Regions from separate parts of the Homo sapiens genome. Here region 2 is linked to region 1. A link is a contact called in ENCODE Hi-C or POLR2A ChIA-PET data. All regions are on one chromosome and are shown on one strand. Each heading gives the region's core, a stretch centred on a gene start or an enhancer-like site at or near the end of the contact. The rest is flanking DNA. Distances are from core to core; before and after follow the strand shown. Region 1 holds the start of MIR194-2HG (MIR194-2 host gene). Region 2 holds the start of GPHA2 (glycoprotein hormone subunit alpha 2).

What was found. Hi-C counts contacts between places; a loop is a spot of excess contacts on that map. ChIA-PET counts read pairs that join two places held with the same protein, here RNA polymerase II (POLR2A). Pooled maps may share reads with other maps.
Region 2: a loop to region 1 is called in a map of endothelial cell of hepatic sinusoid, with 14 times the contacts of the local background. The contact joins the promoter of GPHA2 here to the promoter of MIR194-2HG in region 1. A Hi-C loop is called at or near these places in 4 of 168 maps with a recorded cell type or tissue (astrocyte of the cerebellum, endothelial cell of hepatic sinusoid, posterior vena cava and 1 more) and 8 of 50 pooled maps. POLR2A ChIA-PET finds 5 or more read pairs at or near these places in 8 of 52 experiments (CD4-positive, alpha-beta memory T cell, Caco-2, HepG2 and 5 more).

What each region holds. Positions count from the first base shown.
Region 1 is chr11:64,892,190-64,894,705 of GRCh38, forward strand. MIR194-2HG (MIR194-2 host gene) reads right to left here and starts at 1,260. Exons shown (of 3, transcript NR_133640.1): 1 at 1,222-1,260; 2 at 401-637. It overlaps ATG2A (autophagy related 2A), which reads right to left. Exons shown (of 41, transcript NM_015104.3): 41 at 2,357-2,516.
Region 2 is chr11:64,934,634-64,937,149 of GRCh38, forward strand. GPHA2 (glycoprotein hormone subunit alpha 2) reads right to left here and starts at 1,260. Exons shown (of 4, transcript NM_130769.4): 1 at 1,201-1,260; 2 at 725-827; 3 at 358-542; 4 at 1-241. The coding sequence starts at 827. The coding sequence ends at 140.

The DNA of each region.
Region 1 (2,516 bases), core at 10-2,509:
CCAGCTACTCAAGAGGCTGAGGCGGGGGATCACTTGAGCCTGGGAGGTCGAGGCTCCAGTGAGCTGGGATTGTGCCACTGCACTCCAGCCTCAGTGACAAAGAAAGACCCTGTCTCAAATAAAAATAAGAGGAGCAGGTAGAGAACTAGAAAGGAACAGAGAAAACAAACAGGGATAGTGGATGACGAGGTGTAGGAAGGGGGACGACAGGGAACTGGAAAAGATGTAGATACACAAACCTGCCGCAGAACATGAGGAACAGGCTGTGAGCAGTGGCTCGCCTGGAAGGACGCTTAGGACCTCAGTGGCCTGGAAGACAGCAGGGGCCTGGGAGCTGGGTGACCTTGAGCAAGTAGCGTAACCTCTCTGAACCACTGTCCATATGTCAATCAGGACTTACGAGGCCACCCTGCACGCTGGGCTGGCCTGGTGGGAAGCATCCGCCCTGGGACCCTTGGGTCTCTCTCCGCTGTGGGGAGAGGAAGCAGCTGCTGGCCAGGGTCCCTGAGTGAGCCCAGGGCTCTGTGAGGCAGAGCTTCCTCTTGCAAAGCGTGTTCTCGTCCCTCCCAGACAGGTTCCGGTGACAGGTGCCAGTCCTGCAGAGACCCAGCAGGCATTTTGGGAGACTCCAAAGCTTCTGGAGAGAAAGGGGAGCTTTTAGAGTAGACTTGGGCCCTGCCCCCTTTGCCAGTGGTGCATACAGGCCTAGAGAGACAGAGGGGGCCGCCCAAGGTCACAGAGCAGGGCCCCAGGGCCTGTGCTGCCCCAACAACCTTCCCGAAGTGGCGTCCCCCCTTCTCAGGATGCAGTCAGGGTGGGATGGGGGATCCCTGGGCTGGAATCCTTCTGCCTGGGGGGACAGACCTGCGAAGGAAGACACCGTAGCTGGTGGCTGGCCCTCCACTCAGCCTGGCGGCCCTTCCCACAGAGGCCTGGGCGAGACCAGCCTCCTGCAGCGTGGTGTCCAAGTGCCCTGGCCTGGCAGAGACAGCGCCCGATCAGGAATCCTGGCTCCACAGCTCTGAGCGCTGATGCTAAGGCCCCCTTATCCCACAGTGGAAACCAAGGCACAGAGAGGAAGGGGCTCGTCCCGGCCACCCCATGGCTGTCCAGGTCCCTTTCTTCCTCAGGATTGGCCACCCTTCAGAGAGGTGCCTGGGTTCAGGAGCCTCCTAGGACAGGGAGGGCGGCAGGGGTCCTACCACTCAGGAAGCCTCTTACCTGAGTGCCGGGCTGGCCTTCGGGGCACAAGGAGGAAGTGGGGACACCCTGGGCCCAGGGCCTTTTGAGCCGTTGACCCAGCCCCTGGTGGTGGTTAATGATTATCCCACCACCGTCAATACTGATCACAAGTGCGGTTCGAAGGGCAGGAAGCCCTGGACTGTGCCCGGGCAGGGTGGGGCGGGTCCAGGAAGCATCAGGCTGGGCCCCATCTGCCTCTCCGGGTGGCATCAGCACCGAGTCTCCACAGCCCTGTCTCCTCCAGGGCCTCGCCCTCCTGGTCTCTTACCAGCCTGCTGCCCCAGCTGTCCGTGGGCAGCCAGGACCCCAGGGTCCCTCGGGACAAAGCTTCTGCTCTGTTCCCAGTACCCAGATCTCCCCCACTCAGAAGGGGCCACAGAGCAGGGCTGGGGGACCTTTGCTAACCCCAGAGGCCTGCGGAACCTAGCAAGGTGAGGGTTCCCTGATTCCCAACCCGAGCCTTGGTTTCCCCATGGACCCACCCACCTCTGTGCAGCGCCACTGGGAAGCAGGGCAGGGAGGAGCGCGATGGGAGCAGCTCACAAGAAACAAGATGTGTGGGGGGCAATGGGCGCTCCCTGGTCCTGTGTAAAGCTTTGTGCAGTGAGGGTTGGGATTCCGGCTGCAGCGCTGCTCCAGCACCCCTCCCCCCTCCAAGTGCTGGAGCTGGGACCCCAGATCAGAGTGGAAACCAAGGGGCCAAGGCCTGGGCCACCCCAAAAGCCCCCACTAGGGATGGTGAGAGCAACATCTAGAATGCCTCAGGCTCAGCCTTCCCCGAGTGGCCTCAAGTGACAACCAGGCAGGGTCAGCTGGGCTCCAAGGACCATCCCTCCCTCCCCTGGCAGCCCCACGTAGCTCCTGCCACATCAGGAGTGGGGCTGGAGTGGCAGCCTCCTGGGAGGGGCAAGGCAGAGCCCAGAGCCAGGGGAAGGCGTGCAGGGCTGGGTGCCTCTGGGTCCCCCTGTGCCCTGATCTGCTGGGCAAGGCCAGGAGGCATGGCGACCCCTGGTGGTGACATGGGAGGTGCTGGGTGCAGAGGTGGGATCTGGGGCGGGGCCAAGGTCAAGGCTGAGGCCAGGGTTCACAGGGACAGAGGATCTGAGAGGGGGGCTGGCGGTGGGCAGTTTATTCCACTTCATGCAGACACTGACCCACGCACTCACGGAGCTTAAAAATAATACATCGAACCACACGGATATCATCCCCTCCTCCCCCCAGACACAGAAAGACACTTGGCTGAGTGGGATGGGGTCCGAGGGTCCAAAAGCCTC
Region 2 (2,516 bases), core at 10-2,509, 42 kb after region 1:
TCCCCTTATTTAAAAAAATTCCATAGCAAGTAACCATCAGGGCTGGAGCTCCTTCCAGTTTTTGAATCTTGAACACAGGTTTCCCCCACCAGAACGTCAAGCCCTGTGACCCAGGGGAGGAAGGAGGGGAGAGGATGGGCTAGTAGCGAGAGAGGCGACACATGTCACACTGGCAGGCCCTGGCCGTGAAGATCTCGAGCTCCTCCCTCCGGCTCCCCACACACTGCAGCTGTACTTTGACCTGCGGGAGAGGGGAGTCCGTGCTGCAGTCCCCTTTCTCAGGGCTGTCTAGGATCTCCATCTCTCTGGTCTTCCCGCGACCCCAGCGTCCATCCACCGGGCCCGGGCCCTCCTCACCTTCTTCAGGCCACTGATGGTGCAGCACTGAGAGACGGAGGTGATGTTGTGTCGGTAACCACTGGCCACCAGCACAGAGTACCGAGAAGGGAAGGCGCTGGACTCACAGTGGCCCACACAGGCCTGTGCCACGTGGGAGCCCTGGCAGGTGCCTTGGCGGTCACTTCGCACTGTCACATTGAAGGCTAGAAGGAGATAGGCAAGCAGTAGACGGCGCCTCTGCCAAGGTTTGCCTCGCCCCAGCTCCCGTTGCCTGTGCCTCAGTGTGGGGCCCTTTAGGGTGCTGCCTGCCCCACCGTCCACTCAGCTCTTTGCTCCCACCCAGAACCTCCACTGCTCCTAGCCCTCCGGTCCCAGAGGTACTCACGGTGCAAGTGGCAGCCTGGGATGACTGCCTCCTGGCCCCAGGCTTCAGTGACTGCCAGGACCAGCAGATAGAGGACCAGGGTTTGAGGGGACGCCATAGGCATCTGAAACACAGTGGGGAGATGTCTCTACGTGGGTGTGCAGGTGGGATGGCGAGTTCTTTAAATACTGCATTCCAGGTGAGTGAGCCAGGGCTGGCTGGTCTGACAGGTGAGGTGTGCCTGAATGGTGCTGCCTTTTCCCTGTATCTGCCTTTGTGTGTGTGTGTGTGTGTGTATGGGTGTGAGTGTGAGCAGCTGTCTCTGGAAAGGACCTGTGTGTCAGCCCTCTGTGCAGTGATTCTCCCTTCCCTGGAATTTTCTTCGCCATCTGGAGCGCAAACATCTTCCTCCCTCCATCTGCCCCATCTTGGCCTGCAGGGCCCTCGTCCACATTCCCAGACCCTCCCCAGAGCTCCTCCTGCCTCAGCGAGCTCACCACTTCCGAGGCCCAGGAACAGAGCGGCTTGCAGTTTTCCTGTGCCTCCTGCTGGTCTCCAGCTTGGTGCTGGCTCTCCAGGCTTTTATTTGCCAGCATTTTGGAGCCACGCCCTCTTGGAGATCGGCTTTCAAACCAGCCTCCCCTGCCTGAAGCCTCAGAGCGATCCCACCTGGGGGATCTTGCTCTTTGAGGTGCGGTCCTCGGAGAGCAGCTCCTGCTGCTTTCTGCTTCTTTCTGTCCAAAAAGCTACCCACAGCCCAGGCCTCGATAAGTCAGATGTGGAGAGAAGCCTAGGAGCTGGTGGAGTGTGCAGCGTGTGTGCAGCTGACGACACAGGGGTCAAGACTCTTGGCTGAGTTGTGGACACCTGGGTTCTCTTTGCTCTGTGACCTTGGACAGAACATTTCCCTGTTCAGGGCCTGATCACCCCTAACTTTATTATTATTTATTACTATTATTTTGAGAGGGTCTGGCTCTGTCACCTAGGCTGGAGTGTGGTGGTGTTATCTCGGCTCACTGCAACCTCCACCTCCCAGCCTCCCAGACTCAAGCCATCCTCCCCCTTAGCCTCCTGAGTAGCTGGGACCACAGGCACACCACTATGACCAGCTAACTTTTGTATTTTTTTGTAGAGACAGGATTTTGCCATGTTGCCCATGGTGGTCTTGAACTGCTAAGCTCAAGTGATCCGCCTGCTTAGGCCTCCCAAAGTGCTAGAATTACAGGCATGAGACACTGTGCCTGGCCACACCCCTAATTTTAAAACCACTAAACTCAGTCCTGCTTGCCTTTTTCTAACTGCAAAGGAAAGGGATTGGGGAAGGAGATTCTTAGGGACAAGGGAAATTATACCAGTGGAGGTCTCCTGAGATGTGCTTGGTGGCAGGGCCGGGGGTTTGGGGGTTGCTGTCTGTTTCAGAGTTGCATGGCCACGGTATCAGTGGATGATTCGCATCCTGTGCTACAGAGTAACGTTCTGAGCTGGAGTGCTCCCCTAGCCCTGGAATAACAGGGACCTGACTCCTGAAAGGGCCTGAAGTTATCAACCCCAGCAAAGCTGATCTATTTGTCCAACTCTGGTTTTATAGATGAGGCAACTAAGGCTCAAAGAAAGAAAGTTACTAAAAGTCACCCAGCTAGTTAATGTTAGGGCTGATTTCAAATTCAAATCTGCTGTCCATCCATGGTGCTAAACTACACTTGAGCAAGAATGTGGCAAGCTGGAGAAAGACCCCCAGGCAGCAGTGGCCAGAGGGGTTGGGGCAAGGTGGAGAGCCAAAGGAAGCCTGTGGTGATTCTGGGCAGCCCCGCTT